2 separate regions of the Mus musculus genome follow, and region 1 is linked to region 2. Evidence: chromatin contacts called from ENCODE POLR2A ChIA-PET data. All regions are on one chromosome and are shown on one strand. Each heading gives the region's core, a stretch centred on a gene start or an enhancer-like site at or near the end of the contact. The rest is flanking DNA. Distances are from core to core; before and after follow the strand shown. Region 1 holds the start of Etfa (electron transferring flavoprotein, alpha polypeptide). Region 2 holds the start of Scaper (S phase cyclin A-associated protein in the ER).

Evidence for each region. ChIA-PET counts read pairs that join two places held with the same protein, here RNA polymerase II (POLR2A).
Region 1: POLR2A ChIA-PET joins it to region 2 with 10 read pairs in embryonic stem cell. The contact joins the promoter of Etfa here to the promoter of Scaper in region 2. POLR2A ChIA-PET finds 5 or more read pairs at or near these places in 3 of 5 experiments (Patski and embryonic stem cell).

Annotation. Positions count from the first base shown.
Region 1 is chr9:55,507,374-55,514,375 of GRCm38, forward strand. It overlaps Etfa (electron transferring flavoprotein, alpha polypeptide), which reads right to left and starts at 4,870. Exons shown (of 12, transcript NM_145615.4): 1 at 4,658-4,870. The coding sequence starts at 4,696.
Region 2 is chr9:55,934,037-55,940,920 of GRCm38, forward strand. It overlaps Scaper (S phase cyclin A-associated protein in the ER), which reads right to left and starts at 4,083. Exons shown (of 33, transcript NM_001357652.1): 1 at 4,034-4,083.

The DNA of each region.
Region 1 (7,002 bases), core at 3,620-6,119, 430 kb before region 2:
GGCAGGAAAGACGGCAGAATTCACAGGAATGGAGCACGATGCTGGGCTTCCTTCCTGGAGCAGAAGAGAGAAATGAATGCTGGTGCTCAGGTGGCCTTCTCCTTCTTCCTTGTTTATTCCACTTAGAACATCAGCCCAAAGGATGCCGCCACCACTTTCAGGGCAAGTGCCCCTCCTCAGTTAAACAACTCTGTGAACACATTCACAGACAAACCCAAAGATGTGACTTATTAATGGCTACATGGGTGTTGCTTTGTTTTTTAAAGACAGGGTCTCAATATATAGCCCCAATGGCCTGGAATTCAATATATAGACAAGGCTGACCTCCAGCTCAAAAGATCACTGTGCCCCTGACTCCTGAGTGCTGGGATTACAGACTAGTGTTACTACACTGGGCTCCCTAATCCAATCAAGTTGACAATCCAATTGGTCATCACAAGGCAGTATATAACTTGCTAAGTCACTGACATAGATAACCCACCATGCTTCTTGAGAATCTATCTAGATACTGACTACACTTAGTTCCAAACAGTAAAATGTATTTCTTTCTTTCTTTTCTTTCGCTTTCCAGCCATTTGCCTGTATAAAGCTGACTGGTCTGTTACTGAGTAGCATACTTCTTGAGTGCAGGGTTTAAAGAGATCATCACCCTCCCTATACCCTCTGAGAGCCAAACTTATCATCCACAGATCCCCCTACTAGCTTGCCTTTTCCTCCTTTACTCACAGCAAGCTGGCTTCCATCTCTTCCACGGCACTAAGCCAATCTCTTTGGTCACAAACACTCTCGATGAGCTAGTCCAGTGCACACATCCTGGCCCTTCTCCTACTCAAACTCAACACTACTGACACTATTTTGTTTACAGTGAGTTTCTTAGCATTCTCATCACTGCAACTCTGAGTTCTAGCACCCTGGCAAACCCCCTCATAGTCTAGAGTAGTAAAAGCTGCACTAACCTATTTCTTCCCAACCACCTTTAAGAAAGTAAATGGAATGAGGACACAGGGAGCAGGTACAGAGGGGTGGGGGAAGGGAGTGAGACTTTGTTTTGTTTTTCCTTCTTAACTAAAAAACATTGCCAAATACTATGTAAAGGGATTAAATACATACTTAAAGTCTTCTATCCCTACTTAACATACATTTTGTCATAATAAAATGTAGATTACATTTCTGTACTTAAACTGCTTTAACCTCTTTAGTAATAAAACATAGAAGCTTTCAACCATGACTAGAAATGTCATATGACATTGATTATAATATTAAAAACAGTCAATTTACTTCATTTTAAAAACAGACAAGACTCTTAGTAGACACATTGGCAGACAGCATTAATTTTAATGAAATCACTTTATGCAATAAATTTTGTTTCAGAATCACACAAAAATCGGCTCCCTTCTTTCAAAATGAAATTTAAATTTGCATGTGAATCATAGAGTTCATTATCATTCATCAATGTTCAACAATGGGTTCTGAAAAATGTCCTGTCCTTAATAGTTCACAGCTCTCAGTCATGACAGATGCTCCGTCCTGTCTGCCAATGAACACAGAAACAAGAGCACTCAAATGACCTGAAAGTATTGCTTCACTTACTACATAAAAAAATTTTTAGGCTCTTACTAACCGACAAAAAATTTTAAAAACAAATTAATAATAACTCATACAATAACTCAGCAAGAATACAGAGAAACCCTGTCTCGAAAAAACAAAAAAACAAAACAAAACAAAAAAAAAGAATACCAACTGCAAATTCTAGACTATTTTCTTTGAGTGCACTCTCTAGCTGTATAACTTGGTAGACATGCCTTCACTGATGGGTGTCCTAACAGAGTGACTATACTACCAATATTTGATACACAGAGACAGGAGGATTACTATAAGTCTTAGGCCAGCCAAGTCTAGACAAGACCTTATCTCCAAAAGACAAAATAAACAAAAGCACCTTCGTTCAGATGACTTTGAAGATTTCCTCCAGAAGGACATTGCTCAGTGACACAGATCAGCTGAAACTGGAATGGCTTGGGTAGTAAAAATGTCATTAGTAAAAACATGTCTTGGGTCTGTTTGTTTGTTTGTTTGTTTTTTAAAGAAATCATAGCTACAGAGGTTTTGGGGTTGGTTGTTTGTTTTTAATTTAAGAGTACAAGCTGGAGAGAGCGCTCAGTGGATAAAGCACTTGCCCAGCCGAGTGTGAGGAAAAAAGTTTGAATCTTCAGAACCCATGTTTTTTCTTTTTTTTTTTTTTTTTAAAGCAGATCTATTGGCTGCCTGAAATCCCTGACTTAAGGGCAACTTCAACAGCTAGAATACTCAACTCCTGCATGCTTCACACACTCATACACACACCTGCACCTACACACTGCAAACACAAATACATCACAAACATAAACATGCAAAAAAAAAAAAAAAAGAGCAGAGATTTGAGATAAACCATTTTGGCTTTATAGCATCGTCTGTTATTTCTCAATCATGTGTTAAAACTAGTATGTGAAAGTCTGTGAGAACCAGCTTTACAGAGTCTCACTCTATCTTTGGGGTTAGTTACAAATTACACAGAGGGTATTTACTTAACATTGGGGAAACCTGGCAAACAATTTATTACCTAAGTAACCTAAGTTAAGATCTTTACTAGTGGGACATACAGTGTTGTGTGCCACCTCATACAATGCACTGAGAGCCCAAATCACTTCTGAGATTCCTGACAACAATATAGGATACACAGGATGCAGTCATGAGGGAAATGTCAGGCAGACATAAATTGGGTGACAGTCTACAAAACACAAGGCCTACACAAGGCCTGTGCCCCATAAAAATGCCAATGTCAAATTGAAAGGCTGAGGAACTTTTCTAATAAAGACTAAATCAGCATGAAAACCAGAGGAACTGGGCTACCTCGGGTATGTGTTCGTGCTGTCAATCAGTGATTTGTCTGTTTTTGTTGTACTATAATGGGTGTACACTGAGAGATGAAACATGTGTCAACTGTTAACGCACTGTGAAATTCGAGGAAGGGTTCTGGGAAATGGTGAGGTTGGGGTTTTTTGGTGTTTTTTTTTTTTTTTTTTTTGGCCACTTTTCTGTAAACTTGTAATTACTTTAAATTTTAAGAAGATAGAATATGTGTGTGTGGGTCTATTTGAGTATATTCACACCATTTGTTTCGTGCTTGCAGTTCAAATCTTTTTTTGTTTGTTTGTTTGGTTGGTTTTTTTTTGTTGTTGTTGTTGTTTTTTTTCGAGACAGGGTTTCTCTGTGTATCCCTGGCTGTCCTGGAACTCACTCTGTAGACCAGGCTGGCCTCAAACTCAGAAATCCGCCTGCCTCTGCCTCCCGAGTACTGGGATTAAAGGCATGTGCCACCACGCCCGGCTGCATTCAAATCTTAAAAAAAATATTAATGACTTTAGAGACAGTACTCTACTACCCTTGACTTCTAATTTTAAAAATAGGCCAAGGTCACAATTCTTGGCAAATCACAACAAAGGTTTGGCAATGCTGCCTATGTATAAATACTGGGTACTTGGACTTTCCCCCGACTAGTTCTACAAAATCACCAAATTCTAAATTCTCCTTACCACAATTAGGCCGAGCATAAAACCTATGCACAAAATTGCTTCGCAAGTTCTGTATAGATCTTCAAGTCAGGTACTGCTGCTTGGAAACCGCCCCTCCCCCCCAAAAGCCATGGCCTTCACTTGCTTACTGATTCTTTTATTATAGAAAGGAGGTTAAAAAAATCTCGTGGGAGAAAGATGGGCTAGGATCCTGAACGATGTGTTTTAACTTTTTTTTTAACAAGGAGTGGCAACATTCAAAGTGGGGGGGGGGGAGTCTTCAAACTTCCAAGAAGCCCATAAGTTGTATCCCAGACAGAAAAAAATCTCAGTGGTGATTGGGGTAAAAGGCACTAAAATAAAAAGTACGTATAAAAGTTACAAAACGTCTGCATAACTTGCAGGCCAAGGCTGCTGATATTGCTTCTCTAGCAATCTTAATGTAAATTAGAAAAATCTACAAGCTCCTTAAATTATTGCCTTGGAACTGGTCAGCCTTCAACTGCTATTCCCTTACAGCACCCCGACAAGAAAGAAAAAAAAAGTTTTGTTTTGTTTTTTCAAGTCCTCGAAAAACAGACAAATGGTAAACTTTGTCACCACGGAAAAAGTCCCCACTACCAAGTTTCCAAGGCTACTGAGGCAACATCAGTCTGCGACTTCTCAGGACTGGATCCCAGGCGGGTACGTCCCAGCCCCTCCTCCACTCAGCCCGGTCTCACCAGCCCAGCCGCAGAGCACTCCGCCCCTGCCCTTGGCAGTGGGCGTCCAGGGCAGCCACAGGAGGCCTAGGTTTCGAACTCTTCCCCAAGAGGTTCCGCGGCGGCATCTGGCCCCTTTGGGGGGACGCAGCTCCCCTCCAGGCGAGAGAACCTAGTAGCCCCAGAGTGCCCCGCGAGAGTCAGGGCCGTGGGAACCCGGGTTGGGGCAGCGTGACCCGGAAGAGGTCAAGGGCGAAGGCTCCAGAACTTTGACCCGCGTCCCGGGCACTGCACCGACTGTCTACGCGGACGGTGGGAGTCGAGGGAGCCCGTGACCTTCGCCTGACAGGGTCAGCAGGCTGCGGCTCGGACGTCACCTGCTCGGCCCTCCCTGTCCGGACTCACCGCCCGCCGGAGCTGCCCAGGCGCCGCTGCTCGAAACATTGTCTCTGTTCTAGTCAGCCCCGCAGTACCCTCAGCCTCAGAGACCCGGAGCGCGCGGGAACCACCGCCGCCGCCACCGCCGCCGCCTCCTCTACCAGAGACCCGAACGCTCGCGAGATGCGAGCACGAGAGCTGACAGCTTAGTCCTGGACTGCGGGGGCTCGCGCTTCCCGGGAGCCCATTGGGCAGCCACGCAGCCAATGAGGAAAGCGGAAAGTTAGAGGCGGGACTTGGGAGTAGGGCAAAGGTAAGGGTGTGCGCCGAGACGCTGGCATGCGCGCCACGCCCTCCAGTTGCTTGGCTCTGTTCCCTGACGGTCTCGGACTTTCGTTGGTAACGTTGTCTGGACTAACTGCCCTGTTGTACGCAGCTTTCTTTCCACCCGCGAAGGGAACCCCCTCACTCCAGTCCTTTTCCACTCTCATTTACGCCCAGTGTCAGCGCTGCACGTGTAATGTGCCAACCAAATAGTCGCAGGTGAGGAGAATTGTAAACGTGCATTAATTAGGTGTCAGTCCTGGGGACCTTAGGAGACTCAAAACAAAACAAAACAAAAAGTTATTAATAAATAATATAAATAATTTATTTGCTACTTCCTGGGAAGGGTCTATTGAGTTGGCGATATTTGAGCTGGATTCTAGAAGGAAATGGAGATCGTACAAACTACACAGAAGGAGGCAGAATGGGATGGAGATGAACCACCCCAGCAGCCTAGGGCCAGGTTTGAGGTCCACCCAGATCTTCTCCATACTCTTCTCTGCCCTTAGTCAGACTCACTTCTATCCTCTGGCATCAGTGCCTGTGGCTGTTAAAATCTCTCTTGCTCTTTGGACCGACCAATCTACCTGCCTTCTGGGCTGCTCAGGATGTCCCAGAACTCAAGCCCTCTCAGGAGTGAATTGCACCTTTAAGAGCTAGCCCACAATAGTATTTCTTCACAATAATCTCTAGTCCCCTACAGTGAATATTTCTCTTCTTTACTCTCTTAGTTTTGTGAACCGAGTGAGAACCCATCTTATACAAGACCACGCTTGTGGAGGACTGGGACTGTGCCCACCTAAGCTGTTCGTGGGAGGGACAACTAGTATTCTGTTTACCATCACTTTCTTCTTCCAATAGAACTACCCCACTAGACTCAAATCTAAGTCCTATTGAAAAAAGAAAGAAGAGTAAGTAAAAATCAAAAGGAGTATTTTTATTTAAAAAATTTTTTAAATGAGATATGAACTACCTCCTTCCTGCCTCCATGATAAGGCAAAACACCAAAGAGGAGAGAATCCTCCCTCCTGCCATGAGATGTCTCGGGCACATCCTAGGCTCCAGCGAAGCAGCAGCAGCCATGCCCTGTAGAGGCACAGTGCCCACAGGGCATGATGGTTATGGGCAGAGCAGAGCCGGTACAAAGTAAAACACAGAAAATGGCCCAGATCTGTAACAAATCACCATACTCATTTGGAAGACAGAAGAGTGTCCTTGAAGAACTTCTGGAGGGAGGGTACAATTAGATATGTTTCTACATTTACATGTATGTCAAGTACCAGACAAATGTGCGTCTGAAGGACTGATGTTATGAAAGTGTTCCCTCTAGGTGTTTGGATGCTCTTCTTTCCCACTGAGTTATAGACATTTTGGAGGCAGAAGATGGTTTCTATTAGCTAGCCTATATATGGCTGCTTGCTATTTGTAGAAATAATTGTACAAAGAACAAAAGAAGGGGGAGAATTGCCTTCAGCTAGTCCTTGAAGTCTGACTCACTTAGGCACAGCTCCTCCAGGACTCCTGGTGGGACGGACAGTCTGCAGCTCTGGCTGCTCTTTGTCTCTTCTCTATGCTAGGATCCCCACTGAACTTGAGCTCAGCCGGTGCCTTGAGGACTGAGGACACGAGTCTCTGGCCACCAGGCCTTTCTCAAGCCAGGGTTGCCGAGCTGCATCCAGTGCCTCTTAGATCACTATTGGTCAAGATGGTAGCTTTCCTTCCTGCACACAAGTGCCCAGAGCTCCTAGATGATCGCTGTAGCTCAATAGGAGTAATCAGGTCCAAAAGACAGTCAGGACAAATGGCTAACGTGGTACCCGTTAGCATGCCAAAGTGTCTGCTGGCCTGCAGACTCACTCGGTAACTGTGGCCCCTCTCAGCCCTTCTCATCCGACTCTGTCCCCTAAACTTCTTCAGCTCATGGGCTTCTCTTCCTCCCACTTCTCATTCCTATATGGCACTGCCATTTAGCACCAGGTGTATCAAGTAAGATGACTGCTCAGATGTACGATTGAGAAGGTTTTTATTGTAGATTGAAGGAGAGTCCT
Region 2 (6,884 bases), core at 2,833-5,332:
CAGTAAAGTGCTTGTCACACAAGCATGAGTATCTGATTTCAACTCTCAGTATTAAAAAACAAAACAAAACAAACAAACAAACAACAAGTATGGTTACCTATAATTGTAACCCCAGAAGCAGGGAAGCAGAAATGGAGGACTGCTGAGACTTGCTGCCCAGCCAATCTGCCTAGCCAGGTAAGCAAGGCCCAGGTCCCAGTAAAAACCCAGTCTCAAACACAAAGTGGCCAGCTCCTGGGGAATGGCCCCTGAGGCCCACCTATCTCCTCCTAGACCAGTACATACAAATAAAAAGGAGCTACTTTGCAACATTAATAAAACCCTTAATATGTAAGAGATGGAATTTTTTTTAAGGGCAGCTCTAGCACTGAACCACAAATTTCTGTCTAAATTTGTTGGAGTTTGCTTTCTATTGCTGTAATAAGACAGCAAATTGTGAGGGGGAGTGTATTTCAGCTTAAAGCTCATAGTCTCTCATGAAAGAAAATCAGGGTAGGTCTCAATCTGGACACAGGAACTGAAGCAGAGGTCACAAACACTCCTTACTGGCTTGTTCCTGGGTGGCTCACATGCTTTTTAGTACTATCTTGGACCACCTACCCAAAAGTGACAACACCCACAGTGGGCTGGACCATCTCACATCAATCATCAACTAAGAAAATGCCCCACACACTTCTCTATTTTTTCAATTTAGGTTTCCTCTTCCTAGATGATTAGTCAAGGTTACAATAAAGAAAAACAATACAAAAAACAAAGCAAAACAACTAACTAGCACCATATTGGGACTTAGCCAAAAATACTTGTTTAAAAAAAAAAAAAAGATACACCACCCAGAAAAAAACCTAAAATATATGAAAAGAATACTGATTTAATTTTTATTGAACAAGCCATGTTTTGATCTTTTTAATTTTTAATTTTTTTTACTTTATTATTCTTTGTGCATGGATGTTTGCCTACAAGTATGTCTATGCATGACTTGCATGTCTGGAGAAGACTAAAGGCTCATAAGACCAGAAGAGGTGCTAGAGTCCTCCAGAACTGGTAATGATCCCATTAGACTGGTAATGAACCATTCATCATATGGTTGCTGGGAATTGAACCTGGGTCCTCTGGAAAAGGAAATTGTGTTCTCGAACCTCTTAGCCATTTCTCCAGCTCCAGTCACTTGTAATTTTTATGTCTACAGTTTCAGAAATGATAATTCCACAATACGTATATTGTACCATTAGAGAAGTCTGTTACATTACCTAGCATATAACAGCAGTGTGTAGGAGTATGTATATGTGTGCGGGTATGCATATGCGTGGATGGCAACAGTTAATGTGAGATGTTTATTCACTCACTCATTTCCTTTTTATTTTCAATCACTTATTGTTTGCATGTGTTGAAAGGAAGGGATAACATGTGTATGCATGCATGTGCAAATGTGAAGGCCAGAGGTCTACATTTGGTATCTTCCTCAATCTTGTTTGGTTTGGTTTGGTTTGGTTTTTTAAGACAAGGTCTCTCACTGAACCTGAAGCTCCCTGTTTCACCTCAACTGGCTATCCACCAAGCCCTCTGGGATCTACCTGTCTCTGCCACAACCACCATCACTCCAGTACTGGGGCTACAGATGTATACTGCTACATCGGGCTCTTAAGTGACTTGTGGGACTCAAACCCCAGTCAAGCCCTTTACCCACTGAGCTATCTCTCCAGTCCCTCTACCTTTTAGTAGGGAAATGTGGGTACAGGTCTCTCAGTGAGTTAAGCTAGCCTTGCTGACCAGGGAGCTCCCAGAGATCCTTCTACATCTGCGTTCCCAGCACTGCGATTACAGATGTGCTCCCATGTGCCTGACTTTGACATGAGTGCTGAGGAGCTGAACTCAGGAACTTAAATGCTTACACCGCACTCTACCTACTGAGAAATTCCCCTAACCCCGACATCATCCATTTCTAGTGATTCAAGAATATTTACAGGTAATCCACAAATGATTTCTGCTTTTCTTTTTAAAGTGCTTTGGGTTGGGGGAGAGGGGGTGCATGAAGATGAAAAGAAAGCATCAGAACTCCATCCCCTTATCTTTAAATCATTCCTACATAGCACTCATGAAGGTTCACTATCAAGTCAATCCTCATTGATTCTTAAGATCTATGGAGCACAATGGAAAGGGGGGAATGTGTGTAAAACAGTAACACCTTGGGAACCTAGCCACCGAAGTTATTTATAAAACATTTATATAGCAACCCTGGTTTTGACATAACACATCAGGAATTTAATCACAGTGCTATGTGCTCAATGTTTATGTCCCCTCAAAATTCATGTTGAAACCCTAGCTTTCCAAAGTATAGTATTGATAGTGTTAGGTGAATACTTTGGGAGGTAATTAAGAGTGAGGGTCTTCATAAATGGGACGATGCCCTTTTAAAAGAGGTTAAAGGAAAACCCCCATTCTTCCTCATGTAAGGGTAAAGAAGGTATCATCTATAATCAGGAAGCAGGTTATCTATCACCAAACACAGAATCAGCTACCACCTTCATCTTAGACTTCCCCAGCAGAACTGTGAGAAACCAATCACTATTTTTATACATTTTCTAGTTTAAGATAATTTTGTTATAGCAGCCTAAACAGACTAACAGGAGAGAATTTTACAAATGCAGCTCAAGGGAATGAAGAAAGAGGAAGGATGGGGCATTTGCTTAAGGGTTATGACGAACGAGAAGCAGTTCCTTGTAGAAACATTATTTCTGCTAGTTTTATGACATGGATCGTATCCAAATGATGGAAACCAAAGGAAAAAAGCCACATCACACTTTTTCCCACCAACATAATTTCCCACATGACATTTTAAAATGGCTCTTGTACTAAAGATATTTGGATGTCAATGGACATTCTCAAGTCATTTTGGTGTATTTGTTGTAAATCAATCTGCAAGCATCTTGCAGAAAGTCATGCTTAACAGGAAAAAAAATTTACCAATTCAAAGCACCTACATAGGACAGGGTGGGTTAGTGCTGTGCTTATTTTTCTATCTTAAATCAGAAATCTGCCACATTACCAGCAAGTGATCAGGCTAAGCAATCATCTCTTTGAGCCTCAAGTTTCCCATTTATAAACGTCCACAGCATCTATCTCACTCTTCTCCCATGTGATGTGGATGAAATAAATCTGTAAATTGCAGCCGGGAATTATTTTCTGTTCAGGAAGATGATTGTAGCAAATTGCTATTCCACAGACAATAACGCGACACACGTGAGAAATACAGTCCACCAGCAGCAGGAGGCAGCCCATGGGGTAGTGAGACCTCCTTAGAGGGAGCCTTTGGGACAGCAGCAGGTGCTGCTTGGGGAGCAATTTTCTGGCTGCTTTCTAACAAGCCCCAAACTCTCTGGAGTCAGTTACTGACTCTAACCTGCTTCTGTGTGCAGGACTGCAAATCTGAGCAGAGGGGAGTGCTAATAAAGTACAGAGGCAAGGACGCTGAGGTAGGAGGCTCTCAGGTGAGAGAGGCCTTCGGTTTGCACCTGAGGCCTCAAGTAAACATTTGTAAAATGGGAAGAAAAAAAATTTTTTTTTTTTTTTTTTTTTTTTTTACCTCCATGCTTCCCTGAGATAGCTAATGCCTGAATCTAGGTTCATGGAAAGTGTGGTAAAGCCCTGGAGGGAAAGATGCTGAAAGTGATTAACTGCCAAATGCAGGCAAGCAGCAGCTTCTGAGGACCCCTCACTCGTGCAGTAGGGACATTCCAGTAGGCTCGGCTACCCCCTAGAGACAGTCTTCTGCCCCGACCCTAACCCCGGCCCGGCCTGAGGTCTGTCCCAGTCCCACGACCCTCACTGCCCCGGGGCCAGCTCGACCCTCCCCACCCTGGCCCGGCCTCCTCAGTCCACCTCGCGGCTCCCCTCCCCCGGTCACACGCCCAGGTGAGGGAGGAGGTGGAAGGGTTTCCGCCGCCATCTTGTCCCCTCAGCCCCACAACACAGGTTGCCCGCGCCCCTCCTGGGCCCGTCCGGGTCGAGGCGACGCGCGCCCCTCGCGGACACTTACCCGGGAGGCTTAGCTTACTTTGGGGCGGCTCCCAGCGTCCCGGCGGGAAAGGGGCGGGGTGGGGCGGGGCGGCCGCGGAGGACCGGGCGGGGCGGATGGACGGCGCACCACGTGACGCCAGCCGAAGCCCAGCCACTCCCCCTAGGCCGTCCTGGGCCATTCGCGCAGGCGCAGCTAGGCTCACTTCTTGCGCGCTCAAGTAGAAAGGTAAGAGTTTCCTCTGTACCGACGAACGTCTTTTTCTTCAGTGCTGTTCTCTTTCTTGGACTGACGGTCTACCTCAGCTTTGTCCACACTGGCCCCTTTCTCGGATTCAGCTTTCTTCCGGCGTGTCTTACCACCACAGCCCACCGATTAAAGACCTCAAGAAATGTGTGTGACAATCTTTCACTAAAGCACCTGGGACTTAGCCAAGCGGAGCTTAGTCTCCACTTAAAGGCTTGTTTCAAATGTCGGTGCCAGGCTTGGAAGGATCCAACTACAAAAACCTAAAAGGTAGGCTTAAGCTATTTCAAAGACAACAATAAGTGCAAGATGATTATGTGTAGGTATTTAAACCACAGTTGTGAACTAAATGGAAAACAATCTATGCCCGTCACAGTACAATATCAAGGAGTATTTTCTGCAGCTTTTCGTCCAGATGACTCTGAGATTCTAACTTGGCTCACACTTCTTACAACAGGTGGGAAGCTAACGGGTCACTGACATCTGCCTCACCCTTAAGAGGGTAAGAGTTATGGAAGCAGGTGCACGCTGTATTAGAGGCTCCTTCTAGGTCCTTCCGCCTCTTGGTTTCTTAGAAAACCCATTCGTTCAGTTGTTTGACAAACAGTTATGAAGGACCTGCCACATTAGCTCTACTAGCTTGCTTAGAGTCATAAATGAACAAAATAGGTCCTCCCCCAAAAGAAATCCTGGAGGGAGGAAATGTTTGTTCTTGAGCTCGGAGGAAACACAAATAATAAAAATTGTAAGTTATATGATAAGCACTATTGGTAATAAAGTAAGTGGAGATAGGAAGAATTAGTGCAATATAAATGGCGGTCAGGGTCTTGTTTCTCTGGTTTACTATCTTCTCTTATTCTCATGAGCATTTAAACAACTTCAATCTCTTTCCACTTCAAATCTCCCAACCACCAGCCCTCACTTCAACATGTTTTCATTCCCCCTCATAGCCTGCCCTTTGTACTTTGCAATTTGCAAGATATCTCCACTACTTCAGTTCCTCTTCAGGTCTGGACTTACTGCAGTTTGGTTTCTTCCGATTCTTTTCTAAAGTCACTAGTGATTTCTTTACTGCAAATCCCCACCTGCAGTAGTTTGAATTTTTAATGTTCCCCAAAGGCCCAAATATTGAAGGCTTTGTCTCTGTGGCAGTATTACCAGAAACCAAGGCCATGGAATACAGTGTGACAATCCCAACAAACCAGTCAACAACTCTCCCCAAAACCAAATAGAAAAGATAGTGATTTGTTGCTTTTAACAAAATCTCAAACATTAGATTTTACCAATAAAGACTCATGAGCCGGATTCTGGGGTGAAAGCTTGCTAGCTAAGAGAGGCAGAGAAAGCACCCAGCTAAATGCTCTAAGGCTGACATCCCAAAAGGCAATTCTTCTCCATGCTGTCCAATATGCCCCTCAACTTGATGTCCCTCCCTTCTACTTCCTGTGCATCTATCAGTCCTCCTGACTTCTTGCTCTCTATAGTTTTGTCCTGTGTTCACTCCCTGTCAGCTGGTTACTTGCTCCACCTCCTGACCTATGGTTGACTTCATTTAATCCTGTTTACAACAAACAGAAAGCTCTTGGGTTAAAGGTGTGGGTTAGGACTGAGCCACACCACACCTAGAAACAGCTTTCCTCCAGTACAATCTTGGGGTTCACAGTGTGATCAAATATCCAGCAACAATGATTATATCCGTGCCTTCCTTATTCAGCCATCATCAGAGAGGCTTCCTCATGAAGCAGATGGGATCAAATATAGATACTAACAGCCATATAGTGTACACACACACACATGCATGCACACGCAGAGAGAGAGAGAGAGAGAGAGAGAGAGAGAGAGAGAGAGAACTTGAAACACAGCTCTAAACAAGATGTCTTTCTATCAAACCACTACATGCAGAGCCCAGGGAAACCCAAGGAAGAGGAAACAGGAGTTGGGGAAACAGAGAGAACACCAAGAGAACACGACCCTCTAAAACAACTGAGCAAAGCTCATATGAATTCACAGAGACTGAAGCAGCAAGCATAAGGCCTACACAGGTCTTTACTAGATCCTCTGCATATATACTATGACTTTCAGTTTAGTGCTTTTATGGGACTCCTGAAAGTATGAAGAAGTGGGTCTCAGATACTTGTCCCTTCTCTTTGAAGGCACTTTTATTTTTCTGTTGTCTTGGGTTGTCCAGGTTCAATATGATGGTTTTTGTTTTCTTACTATATTTTCTTTTGTTATATTTTGTTATTATCTCTTAGAAGCCTCTTCTTCTCTAATGAGAGGCAGAAAGGGAGTGGATCTGGATGGAAGACAAGGTGGGGAGGAACTGGGAGGAGTAGAAGGAAGGAAAATGTATTCAGGTTATATTGTATGAGAAAAGAATCTATGTTTAATAAAAGGGAAGAGAAAAGAAAAGATTATTAAAAGCACAGAGAGAGATTCCGTGAATAAATACCTTTGTTCAAGAACTCAGGCACAGCATCAGCCCTGTCTTCTAAGGCACTGACACAAGGCCTGATTGATCAGCACTGACCAAAAGCAACGTGGGGTGGAACGGGTTCATTCTGCTTACATTTTCAGGCAACAGTCCATCACAGTGGGAATTTAAGGGAGGAATTCAAGCAGAGGC